Regions from separate parts of the Homo sapiens genome. Here region 1 is linked to region 2. Evidence: chromatin loops called from intact Hi-C (ENCODE). Cell type or tissue: heart left ventricle. All regions are shown on one strand. Links, peaks and the distances in the headings refer to the core of each region. The heading gives the core; the rest is flanking DNA.

Region 1 (14,900 bases), core at 4,455-6,954, 220 kb after region 2:
AGAGAGCAAGTGACTCATCCAAGGTCAAACTTCTTGCTAACACATCTAGGACGAGAATAAGGGCTCAAGAAGCCCACTATGGGTCTCTTGCCGTATCACTGCTGCAAATGACCAGGCATACTGGTGTCTTGAATACAAAGTTTATTTGTAAAGGGGAAAAAAAAAAAGCCAACATGAGTCATCTGCATTGTCAACGGGCTCCACACAGGTTGTTCTAATAAAGCATCCAGCACCTCCAGAACCACTTGTTTCTGAAAGCACCAACCTACGCAGACACTAGCAGGCCATGTCTTCCACCCTTGCCACCCTCGAGGCTGTGAGCAGATGCGCTGTTGGGCTCTGGGGATCTAGAGGTGTCACTTAAAGAGCAAGGGAGCCTGGAGCTTGGCAGTACTGACTGGATGAGTGGATGGGTGGGTGTATGAGGACATGGGAGTGTTTTCTGACAGCTCCCGGAGATAGTTATGATATCATGCAGCCTAATCCCACTCATCTTGGAACACCCCAAACATCTCATCCGCTCAGCTGTCCCTCCTCAACTTCCTCAGGGCAAAAGCACTGCAGTCTGAGGTGAATCTGGCCGCTGGGGAGGGGCGGTAGTCGGCCCCAGCAGCAGAGGAAGCAACGCTCAGCTCCCTCCTCCACCCACCCCGTACAGGAACTCCCCACTGGGTCTTCAGATGCCAGAGGCGTACCCAGCTCGGAGCCTGCCCCGGGTCTCAGGGTCGGTCCCGAAAGAACGGGGGAGGAGGAAGGCTCTATCCCGCCCCCGCCTCACCTCTACTCCCCGACCCCCAGGCGCCGACCCTTCTCACCCGCAAGGTCCGCCGCCGGACTCTTGTCCACTCCCAGAGACCCTGAGCGCACCCCTTTCTCGGCGTCCTCAAAGGACCCGCGTTTCCCACCTTCCCATACGGGGCCCTCCCGGCCGCCCCGGCCCAAGCCCTTTGCACTGCGTCCCCCGGCCCCTGAGTCCGCCCCGCACCCGCACTTCCCGCCCGGCCCCGCGGGCTCGCGGTCCGCCCCAACTTTTCCCAGCCCCCGCCCCGCAGCAACCGGGATGCAGCGTCTCGAGCCGCGACGGGCAGGCGAGCTCGAGTCCCTCGGGCCCCCAACCCCGCCCGCACGAGTTGCGCTCGGGACCCGCCGGGCGCCCAGGCCTGGGTCAGCAGCACTGCGCGGAGGCGGAGCCGGCGTGGCGGGAACCGTACTGTCCCGGCGCCGCACCCCCGCCCGGTGCCCGGTGCCCCGTGCCCCGCGCCCGCCCGCCGGCTCGCCCGCCCCGCCGCCGCCGCCGCCGCGCCGCTCCCAGCCCACCTGCCCGCGGGCGCCGCCGCCGCCGCCGCCACCACTGCCGGGAATACGTGGCAGTGGCCGCCGCCGCTTGCGCTCCCCGCCTCGCCTCTCCTCTCGGCGCCCGCGCGGGCGACTCTGGCGCGCCAGACCGCAGCGCCAGGCGCCCTCTGCCGCCGGGAAGCCGAATCCTCCCGTCCTAACCCTAACTCGCTGGCTGCCCCCGCCCGGGCCTCGGCTCCCGCCCCCTCTTCCCCGTTCCCGGCTCAGACTGTCGCTTCCGAGCGACCTGGGTTCTCGCCCGGCCTGCTGCTGCCGCTGCCTCCAGGAAGTTCGCCCTGACCACCTCTGCAGGCTCAGCGCGCTTCCTCCGGCTCCCGCGCAGCGGGTGCTTAAGTCACCCCCTTGTTGATATATTTCCTGCTTCTTTGAACGCCTCGCCCGTGAGATAGCAGAATCGGAAAGGGGATAGTTGGAGGCAAACGCCATGTCTGTTGTGTTCACCATTCTCTCCTCCAGGGCAAGGTTAGCGCCCTGTCTGGAATACTGAAGTGCGCAATAAATACTTGTGAAGAGAGCAAACGAGTAGATGAATGAGTTGAGACTTTTACCGCTGTCTACCCAAGTAGGCTTTGAAACCTCAAGCGGACAGAGATCCTGACCTGGATTTGTTTTTTGTAACTTACACGTGCATATGTGTGCGCAGCTCAGCATAAATAAATGAGATTCACAATTCCCCACCTCGGACCAGCGCCAAATCCGCAAGAGGCCCACGGCTAAATGTTATTCAGGGCTTTTGGTCAAACACGTTTAGGTTTGAGATCTACCTCTTAAAAGCTGGGCAATCGCGGGAAAGCTCATCTCCCTGGCCCACAGTGAACACGTCTATAAATTAAGAATAATAAAACCTACTTCACAGAGTTGTGAGAATTAATTGAGATGGTGCACTATAAAGTTCTTTACGCAGCCCCGATGTGTGCGGTGGTATGTAAATGGTAGTTATTGTTGTATTACTACTGATGCAGTAGGTGATTTTAAAAACTATCTTCGAAATGTAAAATATTGACTACCTTTTCACCTTAAAACCTTTATATGTGTGGTATTGTCACCTGCTCAGCAAGGCCAGCCCGGGGAGCAAGGCCACTCCTGTAACCTCTTCCCCTCCACCGGTAAAAATATAACAAGTCTTGGGGTTTTTTTGTTCTGTTTTGAAGAATTGTGGAACCCACTCTTCTGCAGGTTTTCCACCTGGATTTCTGTGGCCAATCTCTTAATTAACAAGTTTTTATTTTAGGGATGTCAAAGACAGGGAGCCCTTTGAAAGCACCTGCAGTCTACTGGCTCTTCCTGTTTTCTTCCTGACCCTCTCTCAAACAACTTAAGGCTTTTTTTTTCATTTTTACAGGAAGTGTCCTTCCTGCTGCGTACAAAAGGCAGCAATGCAGTAGAGTGGGATCAGAGGGGATTGGGCTGCATACACCTTGGGCTTTCTGCACCTCAGTCCCCTCAACGGTAAACTGTGGAGAATAAGACCTTGTCACATTGGGAGATCATTCATGATCCGGTCTGTGAAGGAAATAAGGAAATACCTGAAACACAAAGATATTTAATAAAAGGCAACTATTGATCAGTTTATTTAGCATGTATTTAAGGAGCATCTTTTTAGTGTTCTATGCGCTGAAAGAATGAGGGGAACACGCGTGTGTGAGGTAAGTTTCCTACCTTCAAAGGAGTTTGAGCTGTAGCTCCACACTAGGGCAGAGGGATTGGGAGCATATGGGATGCAGCTAAATATGAAATTAGCAAGCCTCAAGGTTTAAATTGGGGCAGTGGTACTGCCGTGTGAATTGCTTTAATTCATTATCATTGTAAATGCCATTTTCCTCTAAATATTATGTACACAACTTCCCAAGGCCACTGCTAAAAATTAATGAATAATTTTATGAGGCAAGCAGAGCCACTGATGTAGGACTCAGTCCCTTAATAAGGTGACTCCACATGCTCCCTTATAGTAGTAATAACATAGATATTGTGTCTGTGAAAGTGCCATCCTTGGCTGGGCGTGGTGGCTTACCCCTGTAATCCCTGCACTTTGGGAGGCCGAGGTGGGTGGATCACCTGAGGTCAGGAGTTCGGGATCAACCTGGCCAACACGATGAACCCCGTCTCTACTGAAAATACAAAAACTAGCTGGGCGTGGTGGCAGGCACCTATAATCCCAGCTACTTGGGAGGCCTGAGGCAGGAGAATCACCTGAACCCAGAAGGCGGAGGTTGTAGTGAGCTGAGATCATGCCACTGCACTCCAGCCTGGGCAACAAGAGTGAAACTCTGTCTCAAAAAAAAAAAAAAAAAAAAAGAGAGAGAGAGAGAAAAGAAAAAGAAAGTGTCATCCTTTATAGGTTAGAGTTGTGTATCTTGCAATGCAAGTCTCAGAGGAAAAGTTTACACATTTTACACTAATGGCTTCTAATGAATCACCCCTACTGAGTTGTCCTTCTGTAGCTCCCTCCCACGTTGACCCTGGAGTTGGCCTTGTGACTTCCTTTAGCTACTGGGACATGAACAAATATGACACAAGCAGGGGCTTTCGATGTGCACTTGTGCCTTGCTCCTTGCTTTCTTGAAATGCTATCCTGAGACTGCCATGAAGAAACCTGGTCCAACTCCTTGAAGAGGAAAGACCCTGAGAAGAGAAAGCCTTGCTGTCCCAGCTATGCAGCCCACCAGCTCTCAGCCACATGAGTGAGCTCCAGGGAAAGCCAGCCAAAAATAGTCCAGCCAACCCAGGAATTGTGAGAAATAAAATGGTGGTTGTTTCAAATCACTAAGTGTTAGGGTGGTTTGTTATACAGTAATAGATAACTGACACACAGATCACTCACAGGCACTCCTGCAGTTACAAGTTCTAGATGAAATTCACCCAAGAATCAGTACTCTTGCTAGCGTTTTCTGTTATGAAGCATTCAGTTGAAGTCACTAAATCTAAGCTTAGCAGAGCATCACACTTCATGTAAATACCCTCTTTGAAAGTTCTTCATTGAATTGGTTACTGAGCCTAGTACTGTTTAAAATCCTTTGGCAGTCAACATAACAATGGGCTGGCAAAATCAGCTTGTAAGCTACCAAAAGCTTTAAACGTTAGAACTCCCTGGAACATCAACAGCAGGTATCATAGAGGTTAGGTGTGTTTATCTCTCCCACTTGATTGTAAGCTCCTTAATGACAATTACATTTATTGGCATGGTTTTATCATAGATCACGAAACATCAGAGATGGAGTTAGAGATCATCTAACCCACCACCTCATTTTACAGATGAGAAAACTGGGGCTAAGAGAAATCATCAGAGCCTTACAAATATCCAAGGTCCTGGAGCTGGCTCAGAGCAGAACTGGGATGACCAATTCACAGTTCTTTACGCTGTTAGTTGAACTCTTCTGTTTTTCCTTTGTGACATTTTTGCTATTTAAAATATTCTTCCCATGCTCAAAATATGTCTGTAACTTTCCTATGTGCTGGTGATAAAATCTAAACGATTATACATGGCCCCATGAGGTCTGGTGCAGCTTGCCCCTACAGAGATATTGGTACTGTTCTGCCCCTCACTCAGCACACTTTGCCCAACTGGCTTTCTTTCTGTTCCCCAAACCAGCAAGCTCTTCTCTTCTTCACAGAAAGCCCCTTCCACATGCTGTTCCTTCCACTGACGTGCTCTTTCCCAAACTCTTCACTTTGCTAAATCCCGCTTTCCAGAACCCATTAGAGTTCTGTGGTACATTATTTGGGAAATAATGTAAACAAAAAAATTTGGTGCACATAGAGGTAGCTCTCAGTCTCTTCAGCCAAGTTTTGGAAAGCTCAAAGACCAAACAGCTCAGGAATCTTATGGAGATTTGATTCCTAACAGACACCTTGTTGAGGCTCAACCAGTGGAACAAGCCACTCTGGTTTTTCTGTTTTTGCATCACTCCACTCAAGATTCCAAACCCTAGAAGAACGTCAGCCTTGGTTAGCTTGGCCACATGCCTACCCTCAGCCAGAGAAGAACAGGACACCTTGAATGAAAGCCTCCAAACATAATCATCAGGGCATTGTTACCAAAGAAGGGAAAGTTGATCAAGGATAACAAAACCAGTGAATGTCCACTACATAATCTCTCGGGCCTTGCCTTAAATGTCGTCTTCTCAGAGAAGCTTTTCTTAACCACCCCATCTGTTGCACGCTTTCATGACACTCCTTGTTTTTTTCACTGTTCTCATCATATTTTTATAGTTACATATTCTCATGTGTTTGTGTCTCTCGAATTCTCCCTCCACGAGAAAAGGGACTGCGTTTGCTTGCCCACTACTATACCTTCAATACCTAGCATGGAGCCTGGTGCATACAGGAACTCAATAAATATGTATTAAATCAATCAATAAATGAGCAAACAAATGAATGAATAATATAAGCCTTGTGAGTCTTCTGACTTAATCCATGTGATATTAACTTTGTAGGAAGAAGGAGAAAAGACAAAGAGAATATAATGAGTGTAGGCTGTGGAAGATTCTCTCTGCTGGGTCCCTTTGTGATGCTGTGGGGAGGACAAAGACTCGTGTGCAGGATAAATGAAGAAACACAACCTTGTGCATCAGAGATAAGCCATGTGTTGTGCTATGCTGTACTGTCCTTGAGGGATAAATTATGCAAGTAATGAAGTAAGAGGGGGAGGCCTAGAATGGTGGTCTGCATGTCTCAGAATGTTTGCAGAAGTAGGAACCCTCAAAACTGCTGCCTGACTGCAGCTGCCAGGAGCTGAGGTCAGGAATGTATGTTCATAAACCTACTCCCTTGGCCCCTGTTCATGCCTGGCTGTGCATTCTCTGTAGCAGAAGTTCCAGAGTTATCTGCCGATGGCTGCAAATCCACAGACAGGTTTTTCACAACTCAGAGGTAAAATGAGAGTAATCAGAGCAATGTAAAGCTAAATGTATGCAATTCTTGTATCAATGATTATTATATTTGTAATCATTTGGATGTGGGTTTTTTGTTTTGGTCATTTTTTGGCAAAATAAAAAGTTGACAGCCTCAGTTTCCATTCCCACTCCCAAAATGTTTTTGTAATGGTTTTGGTCTATGAAATCTGAAAGCCTCAGAAATTCTCACTTTATAATCTCAGAGACCTGGACAATCCCTGCAAAGGCTTCAGACCCATCAGAAAATCAACTGTTGTTGTTTTGTTGTTTCTCATGTTTTAATCATGTAGCCTGTTTCCTTTTCTGCCTCATACCTACTTGGCAGTCATTTAACTCCAGTGGTTAAAACATGGGGTTAAGGGGACTTCACTGCCAGAATCACATCTGTGGCTGTGGGTCAGGAGGGAGCTGGGCCTTGGTTCTGTCCTGTCCACAAGGAAGACCTGGACTTGAGGTCTGGTTGTTACCAGTGGAGGGTCCAGGTTCTTGGCATTTCGAACATTTGAACAAAGAACTGGAGAAAACACACAAACAAAGCAAGGAAAGAGTGAAGCAACAAAAGCAGAAATTTATTGAAAATGAAACTCTACAGGGTGGGAACAGCCTCAAGCAGGTGGCTCAAGGGCCCTGGGTACAGAATTTTCTGGGGCTTAAATACCCTCTAGAGGTTTCCCACTGGTTACTTGGTGTATACCCTGCATAAATAAAGAGGCTGAAGTGAAGTTGCAAAGTTATTTATTTGGTGTACACTCTATGCGTATGAAGAGGTTATTTCCTGTCATAGCTGAAGTAGAGTTACAGAGTTATTTACTTGGTCGTAGAAAGTTGGGGTTTTTCCGTTTGATTTGCTTCTAGGAAGTCCTTAGTTTTCCTGCCCTGAGACTCTATTCCCCTGCCTTATGGTCAGTGGCCATGAGTGTGTGTGTACACTCACATGCATGTGTGTGTACTTATGGCAGGGAGAGTCCTTGGGTGTCCCCAACACTCTTCCACCGTAGGGGAGCTACTTAACCCTAAGAGGAGATATTGTTCTTAATCCCTGTTTTACAAAGAAGGAAAATAAGACTTAGAACGTTTAAGCAATTCACCCCAAGCCTGGTTAAATACAAAGTTCAAATACTTAATTAACCTTAACCTCTTTGGTCATAGTTCAGGTGCTTGATTGGTGTTACCTGAAGTTAAATCTGATATGAATTCCCAGAAGCCAACATTATGGAAAGACTTTTCTAGAACTAGGAAAGAGGTAAAAAAAATTTTTTTGAGTCAGGGTCTCACTCTGTTGCCCAGGCTGGAGTGCAGTGGCACAATCACATCTCACTGCAGCTTCAACCTCCTGGGCTCAAACGATCCTCCTGCCTCAGCCTCCCCAGTAGCTTGGACCACAGGCATGCACCACCATGCTTAACTAATTTATTTATTTTTTTTTTTTTTATGTTGAGACAAGGTCTCACTATGTTGCCCAGGCTGTTCTTGAACTCCTGGGCTCAAGTGATCCTTCCACCTCAGCCTCCCGAAGTGCTGTGATTACAGACACAAACCATCATGTTTGGCCAAGAGGTAAAACTTACCCTCCCTAAGTTAAGAGGGAAAACTACCAGCTTCTTGGATTTAAGAAGCCGTAGAGCTTGAAGTCCTGTACATTTATGTAAGTATCAAGTGTTATAATAAAAATGTCTTTTTCTCACTGGTAGTAATTCTTTTAAAGACTTCAAACAAAATTATACCTATTCTTGGAAATTAAGTAAGCATGCCCATTTTCATAAAGCTGTGAAATCCCATATAAGGAAAAGTTTTAAGATCTCTGCTTTCGTTTGAAAAAAGCACCAGAGCGCTACTGAAAAGTTCAACCCAAATCTTCATGCTTACTGCCCTGTTTTCTGAAATTTAAGTCTCTAGCTAAAGAATGGGAAGGAATTCCTACTCTACCCCTGCTGCCGGCAACCAAAGCATGCTCTCAAGCCAAGAACACCAGTGAACCCTTTAAATTTCTCCACAACTTTCTCCCTGCTGGCAAATGTCAAGTTTCTATTTCAAAAGAAATAAGAGCGTCATTAACATGCCTGTCTTCATGCTCTTCTAACTCCTTTCAGAATTTTGGGGGGTTTTGCTTGAGAAAGTAAGACCACACTAAAATCACAACTCCCCAGGGTGTATCATTAAAGGTGGAACTCGGCCAGGCATGGTGCCTCATGCCTGTAATCCCAACAATTTGGGAGACTGAGGTAGGAGGACCGCTTGAGCTCAGGAGTTCGAGATCAGCCTGGGCAACATGGTGAAACCGCATCTCTACAAAAAATTTTAAAAAATTAAAAAATAAAAATAGCCAGGCGTGGTGGCACACCCTGGTAGTCCCAGCTACTTGGGGGGCTGAGGCAGGAGGAGCACTTGAGCTCAGGAATTTGAGGCTACAGTGAGCTGTTATCGCACCATTGCACTCCAGCCTGGGTGACAGTGAGACCCTGAATTTTTTTTATTTTTATTTTTATTTTATTTTTTCAGGGAAAGTATGTGGCAGAGAAGAAAAAACAAAAATGGAACTGTTGGTGTGTTTAGAAGGGAGCAGGGGAGCTCCACTTTTATTCCATAGGCTGTAAATAGCCCACTATCATTTTTAAATCCCAAAGTAAAAAATAACACTTAATTACCTTAACTTTCAAACCTATAACCACAAGATCTTCATTAGTGACTCATATACCAGCTGTACCTTTTGGTCTGGCACATTTTTTAACATCAAAGGTGTTTCCTATCAACTATGTCTTTTTCCCCAAGGGAGCTTCATCTTTATCAGAAAGCAATGAGAACGTTTCTAGTCTATACTTAACTCTTCAATCACTTCACATGTATTTACGGAACACCTAGTACATGCAGGCAATTTATCGAGTTGTGTGAATATAAAAGCAAAAAAGACATATACTCCTTTCCTTCCCTAGAGAAACTCACAGATCAGTGGAGAGAAAAAATGTATATAATTACAAATTTTACAAATGATGTTAAGCGTGCTGAAGAGAAAGAACAAGGTTCTATGAGAAAGTTTTATAAAGAGAACAAGTTTTATATTGAAAGGTCAGAGAAGACCTTTCTGGAAGTGATCTGAAAGTTTGACCAAAGAGATGAACAGGTATTGGCCCAGTGAGGAACCTCCTGGGGACGTGGTCCTCCTCACCCAAGGCTTCTCTATGTCTCGGACAATGATCAGGACAAGAAGTGCAACTTCTCGGTGCATCATTGCTTTCAGAGAGGAGTCTTGGGGCCCTGTCTCCCCAGAGGTGCAGAGGCAAGACAGGGAGTCCCCAGCTTCTTCCACAGGGGCTTCCTTCTCTATCCAACCCACACTCTGCTCTCTGAATTCCTGACTCCCCTCAGCTGCAGCACTTAGGTGAGTATTTTACTCCAGGTGAGTATTTTGCTAGTTCCTGTGCATATGCAGTCTCTGCACCTAAACTGTCAGTGCCTGGAGAGCGGATGGCTCTATCTAACTCTCCTTTTTTAATGCTCATAGTGTCTACAAGAGAACTTGATTCATAGCCACCATTCAACAAACACCTGTTTAATGGGATTGAATTTTCAGCATTTAGTAGTGTACTAAACATCTGATGTGAAATAAGAGCCAAATTAGGCAAAGTAAGCATGATTTAGAAGTGCAGAGATGGAAAGAAAATGGTATGAAGAGCATTGGTGTAGAAGTACTTCCTGAAACTTGAAGGAATCCATCTGGTATCGCTTTGATTGACTTTGTTAAGGACACAATTCCTAGGTTCTGAGACTCCTCAACTCTAAGATGCAACAGTCATTGAACAACAGTTTACTTTTTGAGGGGTGAAAAATGGCTGCTTTCAATGTTTACATATATTGAGAGCCATAGAGCCATATTCTGACTTTGGAAACACTAAAATGTTTCCAAAAAGTATGTTTTATAATTTAAAAAAAAGTCAGTACTCATCACTACTTTTTTTTTTTTTTTTTTTTTTGAGACACAGTTTCACTCTGTCGCTCAGGCTGAAGTGCAGTGGCACAATCTCGGCTCACTGCAATCTCCTCCTCCAGGGTTCAAGCCTTCCAAGTAATTGGGATTACAGGCATGCACCACCACAGCCAGCTAATTTTTGTATTTTTAGTAGAGATGGGGTTTCACCCTGTTGGCCAGGCTGGTTTCAAACTCCCAGCCTCAGGTGATCCACCCACCTCGGCCTCCCAAAGTGCTGGGATTACAGGCGTAGGCCACCGTGCCCAGCCACGTTATTATTATTATTATTATTATTATTATTATTATTATTATTATTTTTGAGACAGAGTCTCGATCTGTTCCCCAGGCTGTAGTACAATGGCGTGATCTCGGCTCACTGCAACCTCTGTCTCCCGGGTTCAAGCGATTCTCCTGCCTCAGCCTCCTGAGTAGCTGGGATTACAGGCACCCGCTAACAAGCCCGGCTAATTTTTGTATTTTTAGTAGAGACAGGGTTTCACCATGTCGTTTAGGCTGGTCCCAAAGTCCTAACCTCAGGTGATCCACCTGCCTCAGCCTCCCAAAGTGCTGGGATTACAGGCGTGAGCCACCGCACCTGGCCCACATTATTACTTTTAACAGGACTTTGTTTTCTCTTTTGCCTACCTCATGTCCACATCAATTTAATTTTTTTTTTGTAATAGTGCCTCAAATTCCTTTTAGGAAATTATTCTTCCTTATTATATACAGCCTGCTGGGTTATTTCATCAAGGTGTGCAACTTTCCCCTAGTGAAGGGATTGAGGGACACCCTACCCAAGCTAGACTATTCAGATGTGTCAACAGTGACCAGAACGTCAAAGGCCTGGCCACAGATGGAGCTTACTCATTCCAGGCATGGGATGTAGACAAGACTGTCCAGAGCTTCTGCTACAAAAAGCCTCTAAAACCACATGGTTCCAAAGTCCATTTCTGTTATTTACAGGCAAAGAATTCTAAATGGGACAGTGCTTTTTGCTGATAGTACATCTAAAACTGAAGTTCTTAATCTGAGGTCCAGAGACTTGGACATGGTTCATGGGTGGGTGTCAGGGTTCAACAGATAAGATATAATTTTTATATCTGCTGATGAGTTTATTTTCCCAGTGAGATGGTCTACAGGCAGCTTTGATCAGATTCTCAAAGGGGTCTATGGCTGAAAATGGATTAGAAACAATTGATCCCAGAGCAGGAGTTCTTAATAAGTCTGTGTATAAACTCAGATGGGCAAAAATTATATCTTTGTTTGTACTAACTTCCATTCATGGTTGCTTATTTATGAATGTTGGTAACAAACCACAGTATTATTAGCAATTCCCATGAATTTGCTACCAGTAGAAATCAGATATTTTCATATCATGTTACAGTGTTGCAGATCTCAAAACATAATTTACACCTTTCACTGCTTTAAAATTACAGTGTTAGTAGACCCAAGCTAGATCTTGTTATTCAATGTGTTAATAAAGAAGCATATATATTACTTGATCACCAGATACTTTAATATTTTAAAGCTGCATCTTAACATAACTGGTTTCCTTGGTAATCTGTATGCTTTAGTTTCTTCAAAACATTATTCTAAGTAGTCCAAGGGCTTCATCAGACTGCCAAGCCTATAATACCAAAAAGTCACTAGCCCTCTTAGGAAAATCTTGGTAGGACCAAGCCTCCTAGCCTTACCTTTATTTGCTCTACAAAGCCAGGTTCTATCTGGTAGTTCCTCTCCTTTCAATAACCTGACATCTTGGTTCCCAGCATTGCAACTTCTGAATACTTCCAAAGCAGCAGGCATTGCCTAAGTCCAGAAAAACACAAACTTATACAAACCATAGGACAAAACAAGAGCAAAAAGAGAGAGAAAGAGAGAGAGATCCAGAATAGGTGGATCCAGAGAGGCAGAAAGCAGATTGGTGGTTGCAAGGGCCTGCAGCGAGGGGGAAACAGGGAGTGACAGCTTAATGGGGGGATTGACCCCATAATGGGTACAGGATTTCCTTTTGGGGTGATGAAAATGTGTTGGAAATTGATAGAGGTGATGATGGAACAGCACTGTGATGGTACTGGATGGTAATGAATTACATATGGCAAAAAAGCTAATTTTATGTTCTACGAATTAGCATTCATTAGCTCAATAAAACAAAAACAAATAAGAAATAAATAAATAAAAGGCAACTCCATAACAAATTCACCTGGGAATTATGTAAAGTCCTACTTAGGGGAATAAAGAAAAAAATAATCCCAAAGTTTAACGGTATTCTATTTCCCTTTTTCCCCCTCAACCCACCCTCCCATCAAGTTGCTTCTGTACGCTGCAATTTGAGATCACTTACGAAATTGCTAATGTGTACTTTAGCCTACATATTAAATTCCGGTTTGCACTTATGCATATTAAAACACACCACTAAATACTCATCTGACAAGCTATATTTTAAACCCCAAACTAGGCTTTATTGTGCCTGGATGCATTTTTAATATACCCACTAAATTTCAGCCAGACTGAAGACTGGCTGGCAATAATGATTTATAAGGGAGGGTAGAGTCCCTCACTTTCTATCCCAGAGTCCGCTCCCACTTGAGGGTCTGGGGGTTGGCAGCCCCCTACTGCCTGCTGGCTCTGTGGAGCTTTTAGGAAAAGATTTCAAGCACGATCTCACGGCCTCAACCAGGATCTGAAAGATGACTGAAGGGCTTCCCATTCTGGTAATAGACCCCACCCAGGACCTCAGCATATCCCATTAGAGCTCGCCAGCCTCCAACACAGCAGGATTGGATTGGCTGTCCACCGGCCCCTCTCATATCCTCCTCCATCGTTCTCTCTCTGCCAGGCTTTTGAAGTTCCTTTTCCTGCTCACGAACCCTGCTGGCACCACATAGCCTACAGGATAGTGTCCAAGTGCCTCAGTCGGGAAAGCAAGAACTGACCTTTTTTTGAAGCCCCACACAATAGAAAGCTTTCATATCAAGCACCCCATTTAACTTCATGAAAACCACGACTAGGCTTATTATGGCCATTTAGGGATGAAGACACTAAGGCAAAAGATCATATAAAGTCACACAACTGGTCAAGCTTTCACCACATTTCTATTTCTCCTTCCTTTCCAACATTTTCTCTACCACTCACTCCTTTGTGTCAGCCAGGCAGGCCCCCTACTCACTGTCCCCTGACTGTCACACCTTGCCCACAGGGCCCCTCCACCTAAGGGCCTCCCCTTTCTGCATTCCAAATCCCACCCATTCCTCAAGGTTTGGCTCAAGTCTCCCCTTCTCCAAAAAGCTTTCTTAGACCCCAGTTCTCTCCCCATCCTCTGAATTTCCACTTATTACGCCACTACTCCTTGAACATATCCAGGTATTGCCTGGTGTGGAGTGTGTGTCTGGCCTCCTCCAGTAAAAACTAAACTCCCTGAGGACAGGAATTGTGTCTTATTCCTTTTGTATTTGCTACAAGTACCCTGTAGGATTGAGAGATCAAAACCGCTTGATTCTCTCAATCAGCAAGAGATTGATTTTTTTCAGGCCAAAGCATTGATCCTTTTTCCCAGTTTCTGTACTTCTCCCCTGTCTCCTGCCACATTCCCTACACAAGTCTCACGGGGCTCCCAGTCATCCTCTCCAGGCCGCCCTGCACAAGAGAGCCCCGCCTTGCACAGGGCTCCTTCCCTGCTGCATCATCTCCCCTAGATGCAGCCTGCTTCCTTTCCAGCTGGAGGATGAAGAAGGTTCTTTTTTCCTTTTACATGTCTAATGACATTGTTTTTTTCAGACAGGGACTTTGGGAAAAGTCATGGCAATGAAGTATGGAGCTTATTCAGAGAATGAGCAGGTTGTGTCCTATCTCCAGGTGTGTGACAGCTGCCAAGAGGGTAGTATGTGGACTGTTTTGGCAGGAGAAGGGGGTTCAGTGGTATTAAGCGCTCACAGGAAAGGACAGGGGCTTTGGGATGGGGGACACAGATGAAAAGCACTGTTGCCTGCATCATGTAATTTGACAGATACTGTAAGACTCCAGAGGTTCCCAACCATGTCCCTTTGAACTTATAATGTTTTCTTCTTTCCTTCTGTGTTCAAAATTCCTCACATTTTAGTTTTTCTCTGTTTTAGATGATGTGGTTAGCTAATATTTTGCAACAAAATTTATGTTTTCTTCTCTTTTTTTCTACCACGTCTTCTCCCACAACTTCCAAAAGTGCCTTATTTTTTCAGGGATGTGGCAGGGAAGAAATCAGGGATTAATCAGTAATATCTCTAGGACTTTGTTTTCCAAAGTCCTCTATCTTTTGAAGACCTAAGAGGGTTCACGAAGGAGGTTAAAGAAAGAGGCAATTCATAGAGTAACTTGAGCATTTGAATCAAGGCATTGGGAATAAGAAAGGATCCTCCCAAGACCATACAGCCAACCCCAGGCCAAGGCAGAAAAGAAAGAGGGTGTATGATTCCAAAGAGGAATAGTTGCAAGCTCAGATGTTCAAATGCCTTCAAAGAATCAGAAGGTATTATGAACAAATAAATGAGTAAAGCTGGTAAAGAGACAAGCGGGAGTGGTAAGGATTAAGTCTACCTGGGGTTTTATGTCCTAAGTATATAATTTTGTTTAAAAAATGTATACTATGCTGGTGAAAAAAACACATCTTGGGCTTCATTCCACCCACTGGCAATCTCTGAATCTAGCTAGTT
Region 2 (14,832 bases), core at 12,333-14,832:
TGTTTCAGTCTGCCATGTTTCCATTTTAACCAGAAGTCCTTTGTTTTCTATTCTATCTTAAAATCTTGTCAACATTTACTCTGTAGTAAAGCAAATAGAACTGAAGTTATGTTTTTCATAATTTACATGGCTGATTTTATCTACTTTGAACAAATCAGATCTTCAGTAGTAACTAAATTATTTTTCTCTTGCACACTTGATTATTATCTTGAGACTTCTGGTGGATCATGCCCTCATGTCCATTGTCCTCCAATCTCAATTCAACATTTATAGCTGAGTAAACATTCTCCTCTTGGTAAGCACAGTTGTTAATTGTGTAAGCTACACATGCTTATTTTAGAAAGTTTTTAAAACATGGAAAAACACAAGTAGAAATTTTAAAATGCATAAATTAATATTCTATCAAAAGTAATATTTAAAACTCATTCTTCTTCTCTTATGTCTCACTAGGCTCATTCCAACTGCCTAACATATCTCTGTAAGAACTATCAACATTTCGGTCTGTAGGTTTCAAGAAATCTTTATGTTTTTACCCATGTATGCAAGGTTAGATTGCTTTCTCCCAAAACAGAATCATGTTATACATATAGATATAAAACTTGCTTTGTTTTTTTACATAATAATATATCAACGTTTTCTAGGTGAAAGGTTAGAACCTAACCCCCATCTCCTGAGTGTGGGCTGAACATTGTGACTCACTTCTAATAGACAGAATGTGGCAGAAGTTATAGTGTGTGACTTCTGAGACTAGATCATAAAAGACATTGCGGCTCAATCCTTGCTTTCTCTCCCAGATCACTCACTCTTGGGGGAGCCAACTTCCATGTCGTGAGACCATTCAAGCAGCCGTAAGGAAAGGCCAACATAGCAAGGAATGGAGGCTTCCCGTTAATAGCCAGTGAAGAACTGTGGCCCTTTGCCAATGTATATGTGAGTGAGCCATCTTGGAAGTGGGTCCTTGGGCCTCCTTCAAGCCTACAGATGACCGTAGCCCTTACTGACACATTGACTGTAATCTCATGAGAGACCCTGAGCCATAACCACCCACATAAGCTGCCCCCTGACACCTAACCCATAGAAACTGTGACATAATAAAAGGTGTTACAAGCTACTGTGTTTTGGAGTAATTTGTTACACAGCAGAAAATAACTGATACAGATTTGACACCCCAAAATAGGTGCTGTCATAATAAATACATAAAACTGTGGATGTGTCTTTGGAACTGGATGTGGGCAAAAGCTGTAAAGGCTTTAAGGGAGAGTATTAGAAAAAGCCTAATGAAACTGTTAATAGAAGCCTGATGGCTATAGGAAGGCTAAAGGTAAAAGCTAAAAGAAAAGTTAGAAAAAGTTTATTGGAACCTGAAGAAAAGGGATCCTTAGGATATAGTGGCAGAAATTTTGCAATACTATTACCTGTGGTAATGTGGAAAGTAGAAAATATATCCAATGAACTGAGTGATCTTCCCAAGGAGATAGCCAGGCAAAGTGCTGAATATTTCACCTGGTTTCTTCTTGATACTGAATGTGAGAGGAAGGAGATAAACTAAAAGAAGAATTGCTAAATGTGAGAAGCCATTACTTGATAGTTTTGAAAATCTCCACCATCTCTAGATGGCAAACAAACCTAAAATAAAGTCATGGCTTCCCAGCAAAAATCAAATTCAGGGCACTGATGGAAAGATATGTTCCAGAGATGAAGATGAGAGTGTGGCTGCAAAATACTTTGTTTACAACCTCAGAAAGATGTAAGATGGTGCCTCTGAGAACCACTCAGTGAAACAACAGAGCTTTGAACAAGCTTAAGGGTATTGTCCTTCCACAGTTCAGCAGAAGCCCAAAGTAGAGAATAACTTTCCTTGAAAATATTTTGGGGTATGACTTTTGTCTAATGAAGTGAGCTCAAATAAGGTTCATAGGGGATTCAGAAAGTTTCTAAGAATAATGATATTGACAGAAATGCCATCAGCTTAGACTGAAGGGAACAGAGATAGTACACAATGAAAAGAGGTATTTGAAATTCCAAAGTTTTCCTGAGAAAACGGCACAGCTCCAAAACAGTCTATCTTTCAAGAGGAAGGAAAGATTAATCAGAGGAGAGAACCAATAAACCAAAGGATACAGCCAAGAGCCATGGAGAACCATTCCTAGGAAGTTCCTTGAGTTAGAATCAAGAAACATTGAACATGTGCCTGGGTGGATTTCAGAATTGCTATGGACCAGTGATTGCTTTAGGCTTCCCATTTTTCCACTATTTGAACAGGATTGTCTACAGTTATCTTATGCATGTTGGATGAGTATGTGGGTAACTTGTCTCTTAAACCCACAGGCCTTGAGTTAAAAGGCACTGTACTCAAGGAGCTGCACTTAAAAAACACTAGAGAAGCCGCATTCACATTTAGGTCTGATTAAGATGGCAAATTTCTAGACTTTTAGCTGATGTTGTAAAAGATTAAGACCTGGCACTGGGAGTTGGTATGGAAGAGGGTGAATATATTTTCCATGTATGAAGAATGTAAATAATTTGTAGCCAGAGGACAAAGAGGAATAGTTTTAAAATATGTCCACAGATTATTCAACACTTCTCCCTCCAAAAACTGAAGCCTAATTTGCCACCTCTTGAGCTTAGACTGGATTTGGGGATTCAGTGCTAATTGACAGAATATTGTAGAAATGATATTGTGTGACTTCTGAGACTAGGTCATAAAAGGTATTGCAGCTTTCTTGTTTTTAATTAGTTTTTAAACTACAAATAAAAATTGTATGTATTTACCATGTACAACATGTTTTTAAATATGTATATATTGTAGAATGGCTAAATTAAGCTAATTAACATATGCATTACCTCACATACTTATTACTTATTATTTTTTTGTGGGGGCAGCATATATCTTTCTCTCTTTTACATGACTTTCTCTGCAAGAAGTCAGTTGCCATGGCATAAGTATGCTCAATTAGCCCTATAGAGAGGTCCATGTTGTAAGGGACTAAGGTCCTCTGCCAACAGACATGTGAGTGTAAATATAGGAATATACTATTCTGTTGCACTCCTCCTTCCCTTTTATGTGATTATAAACAATACTGCAGTAAACCTCTCTGGCTCCCTCTCTGTCCCTAAAGAGAAAATATATCATTATGTTCTAAAGATATCTTTAGATCTAAAGATATCTTTATGTTCCCATGATATTATTTCTGTAAGATAAATTCTTAGAATTGCTAGCTATGCACATTTTAAATTTAGATAAATATTTTCAAATTACTCAAATATTGCCAAAAATAATTGTAATAATTTACACACCTCCAAACAGTGGATGAGAGTATGCCTGTATCTTTGCCAATTTTAAATGTTACTAGTCTTTCTAATTTTTTGCAATCCTATAAGAGAAAGTATCTTATAATTTTATTAATTTATATTATTTAACTATTGGTGGCAGTGAACATCTTTTTGTATGTTTGTGGTTTGAAAAAAGTACTATAATTATTTAGATGAAATTCTCTTTGCATGCTCCTAACCCTTGATCTTTCTTCTTTCACAATGCCTAGCATATAGTTAATGTTACATAAATATGCAGTTTTGAATAAATGAATGAGTGAATATATAAAATTCAGACATGCAGAAAGTCTTCACTTAACCCCCTAGTTTTGACTTTTAACTGGGCAAAAATACTTTAGCAATCAATTAATTTAATTATCTTTTCACTTCCCCTTTATCACTATTCAATATATACCATTCAAGTGTCTTCTGGGTAAGCTCTTTATCGTTACAACTTGTTCTGGCTAATTTGTTTCTAAAGGAAGCCATATACTTATTCTCTCTGAATATTTTTTAAAACAACAGAATAGTTATATAATAAATAATAGTAATAATAGCAATAACAATAATGACGCTACCTGATAGGTGTGTTATATACATAACTGACCTAATTTAATCTTTACTACAGTCCTGTAAGTATTGCTATTCCCACTGTAGAAACAAGGGAACTAATTTTTGATGAGGGCAAATAAATTAGCCATACTCATTTAGCTATTAAAAGGCAGATTTGGGATTCAAATTCTTGTTGTCTGAATGCAAAGTCCACATTCTTTCTACAATGCTCAGCTGGCTTTCTTAGAAATAAATCATTTGTAGAGTTGTTTTCTCATATTGTATGTTCAAAAAAAAGAGGAAGATTCAAGAAAAGAAAAATATTCACAATTTTAAAAGATGTAAAATGAAATTAAATATTTTTTCCTGCCTGGGAGGGCTTACTGCTATTGATTCTTTTTTCAATCAGTACTGGAATGAAAAAAAAGATTAAGTAAGATGAAAAAACATTTTCCTTTCCTTCATGGTTTACAAACTTAATTCAGCTATCAACGGGCAAGTGACTGATACCTAGTTAAAATAAGAAAATGCAATTGAAACATTTAATCATGAAAAGAGAAAGAAAAGGGAATGTGGTTTCTTCTCACAATGATTGCTCTCTATCATCTGAGGATTTACGTCAAGCTGAGGAATTTCTCCCAGTCAGTTCAGAAATAGGACTGCATGGTGGATTTTAACACAACACTGTGATAATTAGACTGATGCCTTCTTTACAAAGCAATTTACACACTTTCAGAGATAATCTGGGTTTCTGGGTGTTGAGGTCACCTCAGACTGAAGATAGGTATCCTTTTCAGGTGACATTCTGAAATGTTCCAACAGAATGATGTAAATTTACTCTTTAGAGAAGATAACTCCCCAAAATTATCAAAAGTTGTTTTCTAACAAGGTTTTTACAAAATCATTGCATTTTGAAGTGCAACCATATGGGGAATAAATGCTACTGTATGTGAGGACATTATGAACTAGGTTTCATGTGTAAGCAACTGAAACATGTCTAAGAGTTTTATAATCTTAGTCTGGGAAAAGGAAAAGAAAAAATTGTTGTTGTTATTTTCTACTGTATGTGGCAAGCTCATGTTCCTCAGATGTGTCCTAGAATAATGTTTTATAATAGGTATTACCACATATATTCAACAGCAGCAGCAACAATGCTAACATGCTTTATACCAAAAACAAAAAAAAAGGCATAATGGTGGCAACATGACGAGTGGTCTTACAGCACAAACCTAAGTAATGAGGACACTGAGAGTCATTTTTCTTCAGCCTGCATGTTGTTCCACCTGATCATTGAAGGCTGACACTAAAATGGGTAAAACATTGGTATCTCTCTAAAACAGGTGCCGCAGTCTCAAGGTAATGACAGAATGTTTATTTATTAATATTTGTTTGAAGTATTTGCTCATATATTCCTAGCTCAATTTTATTCAGCCAACTGCATATTAACATTGTTTATAGGGTAACCAGAAAACATGACACTCAGAGATATACAGAAATTAATTCTCAATTCATGGAAGTCATTTCAGTAAAATTAAATAATAACAACAAAAATAACAGTTGAATTTCCTAATACAAAACTCTTGTTCTAAATGTATTTTAAAGACATGTTCTCTTATTTTATAAGTGGCTATATTGTATTCTTTAATTTTTCTCGAACATCACTATTTATAACAGATGGAATCTGATCTTGAATCATTATTTATTTAACTCATTCATAATTTCCCCATTTTGTTTCCAAAAATAAAGAGCTGAGGAAACTTAAAAGATGTTTATAGATAATGAAATATTTTTTAAAAATTAAATAATGTAAAAAGGACTTCCAATTCTGGTAGCATGTTTGATTAGATACGCTGAACAATCTAATTGAAACAAATAAAACATTATAAAAATGTAAATATCTTACTGAGTTTGAATGAAATAATAGAATCAATAGATTTCATAACCTAAGTTATGTGAGAAGTGAGAAGAGGAACCCCAACAAGGGAGTGAATGCTAAAAGAAACTTTTGCTCTGAGTGTTTCTGCTTACACTGTGGTGGCTACGTGCAGAAGGATAATAAGACATAGGGCCCAAGACCAGCCCAGGTGAAGATTTCAACAGACTTCTGCATAAAACTGGGATTCCAAAAGCCTACCTTCACTGTAAAAGTAAATAAGATCAGGCACAGTGGCTCACACCTATAATCCCAAAACTTTGGGAGGCTGAGGCAGGAGATTCACTTGAACTCAGAAGTTCAAGACCAGCCTGGTCATCACAGAGAGACCTGTCTCAACAGAAAATAAACAAATCAGCTGAGCATGGTGGCATATGCCTGTGGTCTCAGTTACTCAGGAGGCCGAGGTGGGAGGATTGCCTGAGCCCAGGAGGTCAAGACTGCAGTGAGCTGAGATCATGCCACTGTACTCCAGCCTGGGCAATAGACCAAGACCCTGTCTCAAAAAAAAAAAAAAAAAAAAGTAAATGAGTCTCAAATCGTGAACCTTAGTGTATGCAAATTTAAAAAATATTTAGGAGGCCAGAAGATCCCAAAAGAGAATGGAGAATGTGACAAAACATCCTAACTGTATTACAGATTTGTAAAACAACTTCACTAAAAGAGGAAGACGGAAAAGGTACTGATTTAAGTAACTTTGGAAATGAGTGAAATCTATTGAGGCTAAAGGCAAAATTTACTATATATATGCACTGTACTCTAATTGATAATGTCCTGTTCCATATGGTACAGGTTAACAATTCTGTTAGTGTTATACACCTATACAGCAGTTGTGCAGTTAAGTAAATGGATGGAAGATCATGGGAAGCCACTTTTTTACCATTGGAGTAGGAATTTACAGATAAGTAAGGGGAAGAAGCTAGAACAATCTGTGTAACAGAGTTGGAGATAACAGTGTGAACTCATGTCCTTTTAGCTTAGATAAACTCATGTCTGTTTAGATACAAATGGTTACATATAGAAATACTTACAGTTATTTGTATATACAAAGGTCAGTATTACACAAATATATTTCCTTGTTCTGTCAGCTGAGAGGGTTTAGGAACAAGAATAATCAAGTCGCAAGGAGTGTTCCTAGTGCCCAGGTACTGGTTTATAATTCATTGTTAATAAGTGCTCCCTGAAGACAGAGCTGATTGCAGGAGCAGGAAATATACATATACAAGATGAGACTGGGACATCCTATAATGATAGAAAGTAATGAAGTTCTCAAAACCAAAAATCCCACAATGATGAGGTATGTCAAAGGAACATGGGAGCCAACTGGAAGAGCTCCCAATGACCACAGCTGGAATAATATGAGAAACTAAATTTGTTTATTTTCTCAAACAAAGTAGCCTTGGATTATAATTCAAAGTATACAATAAATATCCATGTGTCCATACTGATATAAATAAATGTGGGAGATGAGACAAATCTTCCATGCAGAATTCCAAATAATTGATATATACACTTTACCCTTTGGAAGGCAGAGCATAACTCCCTACCCCTGAAGCGTGTGCTGCACACAATGACTTCCATTCAAAAAGTACAGTATGGAAGTGGGGGAAAGAGTAACTTTACACCGGAGAGAGCTGACAAACACCATCTCAACCCGATGATCAAGGTCAACATCAACAGTCATAAATCAAGTTGATAGTATGTACCCTTGATACAATGTGATGAAAATGGCAGTTAATTTCTGTGAGTTTCCTTCCAATCTAATCATGAGAAAAACTGCAGACAAATTTCAATTAAGGGACATTCCATAAAGTACCTAACAGCTCTCTTCAAAACTGCCAAGATCATTACAAAACTCTTGGAAACTGTCACAGCCAAAAAGTGCCTAAGGAGACATGACCACTATTTAGTGTGGTGTCCTGCAACTGAAAGGACATTAGGTAAAAACCAAGAAAATCTGAATAAAGTATTAATTTTGGTTAATATTATCAGTATCAGTTTATTAATTGTAACAAATAGACCAGACTAATGTAAGATGTTAATAATAGAGGCTACTGGATGTGGGGTAGATGGGAGCCCTCTGTACTATGCTAATAATTTTATGTAAATCTAAAACTGTTCTAAAATAAAAAGCTGATTTTTTTTAAAAAGGCAGAAAAATTCAACAGTAGAAAACATGCCTATTTTGACTTTGGCACTGGGTGAAGAAAAACTAAGAAAAGGAAAAAAAAAGTTTTGGAAATTTGTATCATAAGCTGACTCTAACACTTATTTTTCATTCATCATATTACCTGTGTTGTCTGGAAAAGCTCCTGTAAAAAAAATTAATGTAAAGTAGTTTAGAGTTGGTGATACCCCCAGACAATTCTCATAAGAAAATGCAAAATCAAAAAATTCAGCCTCCATCCTGGCCTCAAAGATGTCCCAGAAATAAAGCTTCCCCTCAAAAGTATCTCATAGTTAAAAATTATAAACCCACACAAGAAAAAAGACAACATGAGTAAGAGCTAGCAGTAATATATCCAAAATATTTTAGAGACTGGAATCATAACACGCAAAATAAAATAGAAAATTCTTATTAATATGCTTTAAAAGTTGAAATAAAAAAGTAAAAGAGAAGCTTGAAAATTTTGGCAAAGAAATGGAAGTTATATAAGATGACAGAGATTACCTGCAAAATCAACAAATTAATTTTTTTAAATTTCAAATTCAACAAATACTTTTTGAGTTCTTCCTATGTGCTAGGGCATGTATTAAATACTTGCACATATATTATCTATTTTTACTTTCATAACAACAAATAATTCTATTAATAAGTACCAAAGTTATAAAAAACTTCATAATAAAATATTTTATTATTTTTCAATCTGGATACTTTTTTCTGTTCTGTTTTCCAATTCACAGGTTATCCCTTCACCTGTACCAAATCTATCATTATTCATATCTGTTGTGTTCTTATTTTTGGTTATTAGTAATTTTTTTCTAGTTTTAGAATTTCTATTTTTCTTTTTGTTCTGGCCTTTGTATTTGAGAAGTTATTTCTAGGAAAATTCCTGCTTGCTTCTTCCAGGTATCTTAACCTACCAGTCTAGTATGACCCTATTCTGAGTTCAAAGATGGAGGTTGTCCCAAATTACAGATGATTGCAAGCTGGCTGTGAGTCAGTAGGAGTACCGATTTATTTCCACCTCACCATTTTCCTGAGGGTAAAGTCATCTGGAGCCCCAGCTTAAAGACAGGGGATGTTTATTTATTTATTGAGCCCAGGCTTTGTCTTCTGCCCCTTTTTTTCACAAGACTATCAAACGGCTGCTCAGTTTTGCAGCTGTTTCTTCCAGAGCATCAAATGCCTTTGAAAGCAGCCTTAAGTGCTGGGCTCACTTCTCTAGGTTCATGTCTTTTCCTATATTTTGACCCAGTAATTTCCATCATATTAGCTAGTGACCCGAAAGGTTTCTGCAGAGTTGAGCTCAGAGAAGAAGTTGACCCAAGTGAAAAGAGGCCATTAAGCAGGCAGGCCCAACTTTCCTCTCTGGTTACAAATTTGTTTTTCCCATTAGGGCCCTTTCACTTCAACATTGTCCTAGTCATGAATGGCTCCAGGAAATAAGTATTACATCTTTAAAACTTTAGCTCACGACTATACAAAAATCTTTCTCCTTTAGCTCCCCTTAATATCTGAAAAAGGATGACATTTTCAAAACCACAGTGTCGAAACTCTAAAAGTCCATAAAAAGTAAAAGTAGAGAATTTTAGAAATCATAATAGCCATTTTTTCAAAGAATTTGGCTTTGTTTTCTGATCCTCAAGTGAAACCTGGCGCTTCTAAAGTCCCATCAGGAGGAGAAGCAGCCCTGATAGTGATGATTGACAGGCCTAGCAGGCATGACACAATGAAAGGCCTCATGCTGCCTGGTTAAGGGCTCAAATTTATGTATTTCTCTTCAGACGTCTAATGCCTATCGCAGCCCAGAGCAGGTTGGTAAGGATACTGAGGTAGGACATTTTCAAAATCTCTCTCAAATCACCCCCAAATAATTAAGAATCTCTCTCTTTGCATTGCCCTTCACACTTTAATGAAGAGCTTTAGGACATTGACCAGGCACCCATGTTCTCCAGCTTCCCTGTCCAATATGATAGCCACCAGTCATGTGTGACTATGAAGCACCTACATGTGGCCAGAATGAACTGATTCAGCTTTAAGTAAAAACTATGCAAAAAATATATAAAATATCTCAATAATTTTTATATTGACTAGGTGTTAAAATGATATTTTAGATATATTAGATGAAATAAATGTGTTATTAAAATAAACTTTATCTGTTTTTTACTTTTTAAAATTTGACTACTAGAATATTTAAAATTATACAAGTGGCTTGCATTATATTTCCATTGGACAGTGCTGCTCTAGGTGATCTTAGTTCTAAATACTGAATCTCTTCCTGCTGAATGGTTATTTTCTCAACTAGAATGTGTATTAAGCATCTCCAGAAAATTCCTTTGAAAATGTTTGCCATTAACTAACAATGAGACTAATCAAATAATTATAACTCTTTGGATCTGAGTTTCTTCACATCCAAAATGAAGAGGTTAGACCAGCAGTCCCCAACCTTTTTGGCACCAGGGGGTATGGTTTCAGGATGAAACTGTTCCATGTCAGATCATCAGGCATTAAATTCTCATAAGGAGTGCACAAACTAGATCCCTGGCATGTGCAGTTCACAATAGGATTCGCGCTTCTATGAGAATCTAATGCCACCACTGATCTGACAGGAGGCAAAGCTCAGGCCGTAATGCTTGCCCGCTGCTCACCTCCTGCTGTGTGGCCAGGTTCCTAACAGGCCACTGGCCAGTACCAGTATGCAGCCCAGGGGTTGGGGACCCCTGGGTTAGACTGTATCTCCTCTACAGTTTCTTACAATTCTATGATTATTTCATCATAATTGTTTTAAAAAAATTTTTAAGGTATGTTCTATGCATAATGGTATACTTAGTTTTTAAAATTATAATGAATATATATAATTTTTAAACTTGCTTTTTAAAAAATATAAAAATAAATATTTCCTTGTTGATACAAAGACAGACATGAAGTTATTTTATATAGCCACGCATATGCTAAAGTTGCACATTCATTTACTATATTGCTATTATAAATTTTCCCATGAAATGATTTTGTTATGAAGGTTTTTAAATTTTAAAGGTTTAGCCTATTGCTTTATTATTTATTCCCTATAATTGGTCCCTTAGCTTTTCTTCCAAAGGTCATCCTTATTCTTCATCCATTTATGCCCCCTATATTCTCCTTTGACCATTTCCGGTTACATTTTATCTTATCCTCATTTTGCCATGTCCTCCAATTTTCTTTCATGACTAAGCTCTCTTGTCAACTCTCACTAACCCTGTTTAGGAAGATTTCCACCCTGGCCACACTCTTCCTCTCCTTTAGACTGGAGCTTTCCTGGTCTCATCCCTTTCAAAACAAACTTACCTGAAAATATCTAATAATAAGGACATTTCAAGGTGAATTCAAGTCTTTACTGTTACTTCTTACTAGCAGGGTAGGGAACAGGTATTTGCATTTTAAATCTTAACTCTCATCCTGAAATGAAAACCTTTATTCGTATTAAATTGAATGGGATGTTCCTATTCTATATTTAAATTTTCCTAAAATCCATTATAGTATGTGTCTTCTTAAATGTTTTTGCAAGCATTCCCCTGCACCTATTCTTCTATGTGAAAACATGAAACCTGGCCGGGCGCGGTGGCTGACTCCTGTAATCCCAGCACTTTGGGAGGCCGAGCCGGGTGGATCACGAGGTCAGGAGTTCGAGACCATCCTGGCTAACACGGTGAAACCCCGTCTCTTCTAAAAATACAAAAAATTAGCCGGGCGTGGTGGCGGGTGCCTGTAGTCCCAGCTACTCGGGAGGCTGAGGCAGAAGAATGGCGTGAACCCAGGAGGCGGAGCTTGCAGTGAGCCGAGATGGCACCACTGCACTCCAGCCTGGGCAACAGAGCGAGACTCCGTCTCAAAAAAAAAAAAAAAAAGGAAAACATTAAACCTACAGTTTGCTAAGGAAGATCCTGACTGCTAAAGAAACCGACTCAACCTTAATGTTTGGAGAACACTGGATTTGGAGTAAGATGATCTAGGTTTACATCTTGATGTATCATCCATTTCAAGTGCAAATCCATGGACAAATCCATGGACATATCCTTCATTCTCTCTAAGCCTGGGTTTCCTAATCTTCTGAAAGAAGCTATTAATAACACCTGATACACTTGCTGAGTGTATTTCTGAGCCTCTAAAGAAATAATGAACATGGAAGCACTTAGCAATGTTACATAGCCTTAGTGATCTTGGGCATCCTGAGATTTCATTAAATTTCGTTCCTAGTTCCATTTTCCCTTCCTTGGGTTAGAAAAAATACATTGACCCATTCAATTCAGATAAGAATAAAGAATATACGCGTTTTCAGAATAATGAAAAGTTTCAAGTTAAGATAACACAGTCACTCTCTTCATGCAAACATGAGAGCTATGAAACACCTGTTAGAACTGATATCCCAGGTGACCGTATACAATTCATCTATGAAGCTCAATTTGTCAAGAAACAGCATAATGGTTTTATAAAATTCAGATGGGACCTGGACGGAGGGATGTGGGTGCGCATTAAATTCATAGAATATTAAAGTAGCAAATTAGCGTTAAAGTGATGAAAGTAAAGTGCAAATAAAAGACTTTAAGAATTAAGTAGTCGACTCCATGTGTTAGGAAGGAATTATTTGGTTAAAATAAATCAAATACAAAATTCAAGTGCTTAAAACAAATCACTCAAGATGTCAGTTGGAAAACATATATTCTTTCCTATTATTTCCTCTATGAAATGGAGACAGAAAATCTGTCATCAATGACTCTTGGAATTTGGTGGAAAAAGGAAAGAATCTGGAATCAGTCCCGTTGAGTTTCGTTCCAGCTTCTCCTCTTAGAAGCTATTCTCTTCTCCCTGAAGGGAGGCAACACTGTCCGTTCGCCTGACTGGCAGTGTTTTAAGGACCCATCGCGCTTGACGGGAAAGTCAGGTACAAGCTGATGCTGTTATCACCACAGGAACCAGGGGCTGAGCGGTGAAATCCAGCTCCTCCCAGCTGGAAGACGCTAGGGTGAACGGAGATAAAAGCAGTTCTCTTTACCCGAAGTTTATTTCTTTTTCATGCCACTTCAAATTTGGGTAAGAGGAAAGAGGGCCAAGGGGATTTAAGGAACCTGGATGATGAACTCCCCAGCGGTTTACAGTTCCTTCGTGATCTATTTGGTTCATTCATTCAACAAGTATTTCCGGGCTGCAGCTTGGGTGCCCAGCCTTGGGGTAGGCAGTGGGACTACAAAGAGGAAAGGACCCAGAATAGAGGGGGCACTGGACGTATAACTGCGGGACAGCGAGGTCGCGCTCGCGCGGGGTGAGGTTGGAGGCAGCCGAGGAGCCGCACAGGGCAGCGCCTGCCGCCGCCGCCGCGCCCATCCCCCACTCCGACGGCCACGAGTTCGGGCCGCGACGTCCCCATGGCAACACGCGGCGGCGCCGCGCGCGGGGAGGGAGAGGCCCAACTGCCTCGTTGGTCGCGCGGCGGGAGGGCCCAGGCGGCGGGAGCGCGGCGGCGGGTGGCGGGGCCCCTTGGGGCGGGCCTGGCGGGGCGGGAGGTGACATACGCGGTCCTGCGCCCTCGCCTCAGACCTCTCGGGCGAGCGCGGCGCAGCGCAGGTAATGGCTCCTGGCCTTCCCGGCCCCGCCTCGCCCCTGACCCTCACCCAAAGGCCAGGCTGCGCGGGTCCTCGAGCGGGACAGGGGAACCCCAAAAGGGCGGCCGCTCTGCGGGAGGCTGGGCTTGAACCGAGCGCGGGTCCTGGAGGGGCGCGTGGCGCGGGGACAGAGGCTGGGAGGGGAGGCCCGCGCTTGCAAATCCAGAGCAGAGCTGCGCCCTAAGTTAGAAGGACTGGGCTTCAGTTGTGTGGCCTTGGGCAAGCCACTTAACTTGTCTGTGCCTCAGTTTCCCTGACGTTTAAGTGAGATATTTGAGAATCTACAAAACCATTTATTGGTCTGCTCCTTCTGGTCAAGTTTTCCTTCACCATCCCTGCTCCTCTCCGCTCTGTCTCTCTTAATTCCAGGGTCTCTCTTAAAACTCTTCGATTTGGAAGTGATGTGAGCTCGAATCTTCCTCCTCTTTCTACCTCCTTGAATGTTCTTTAATTGACTTTTATTCAGTGATTCGGAGGAGTTGAAGTCCTTTTCAATACTTTCTCCAGTTATCGTCATAGATTATTTTTTAACTAAAATTGTGTTACTGAGAAAAACTTTTTTTTTTTTTTTACTTTAGGCAAATGCTAACATCCCTATTTTGTCAAGAGGTGAGCCAGTGCCCATAGAGCCATTGAAGAATTTCAAGATTTCTTTTTAAAGGCATTCTTAGCCTTTTTGTCCTAAATCTCATAGTTATAGTCATCCTAACAAAACCCAGATAGGGCCAAAGAAAGAATGTACTCAAATAAAGGCACACCTTTAGGGGAACCACAAGAATAGAAAGTTTGAGAACATCTGGCTAGAATTTCTCTTTTAATGGGAATTCTGTTTTACTCATTCTCATGTACTGAGCCGTTTGCGAACAACGTAGTACAAGCTATTATTCAATAAGTAGTAAATGGATGCTCATTTTAGTCCGTACCACATATTTCAATAAATCACTAAGTCAATATCGTAAATGCATAGGGGTCGCTAAACAAAAAACTCAAGTTTGGGAGGCCGAGGTGGGTGGATCACGAGGTCAGGAGTTCGAGACCAGCCTGATCAACATGCGAAACCCCGTCCCTACTAAAAATACAAAAATTAGCCGGGCATGGTGGCGATTGCCTGTCCCAGCTACTCAGGAGGCTGAGGTGGGAGAATCGCTAGAACCTGGGAGGCAGAGGTTGCAGTGAGCTGAGATCGTGCCTCTGCACTCCAGCCTGGGCCACAGAGCTAGACTCCGTCTCAAAAA

The links. Peaks named below come from ENCODE experiments on the same cell type or tissue, not always from the same donor. Only the 100,000 strongest peaks of a DNase experiment are listed, where the experiment ranks them.
Region 1: it touches region 2 in a loop (2.9-fold over the local background); 6 of 110 quality-filtered maps call a loop at or near these places.

Annotation. Positions count from the first base shown.
Region 1 is chr11:93,541,959-93,556,858 of GRCh38, forward strand. It overlaps SMCO4 (single-pass membrane protein with coiled-coil domains 4), which reads right to left and starts at 1,433. Exons shown (of 3, transcript NM_020179.3): 1 at 1,318-1,433. RefSeq lists silencers at 924-1,163, 1,294-1,343, 1,504-1,633. In heart left ventricle, for the core only: no CTCF peak of the experiment used is centred there; no DNase peak of the experiment used is centred there.
Region 2 is chr11:93,317,214-93,332,045 of GRCh38, forward strand. It overlaps DEUP1 (deuterosome assembly protein 1), which reads left to right and starts at 13,529. Exons shown (of 14, transcript NM_181645.4): 1 at 13,529-13,559. RefSeq lists an enhancer at 13,168-13,669. In heart left ventricle, for the core only: no CTCF peak of the experiment used is centred there; DNase peaks (open chromatin) are centred at 13,338 and 13,695; H3K4me3 peaks cover 1,111 bases; H3K27me3 peaks cover 1,086 bases.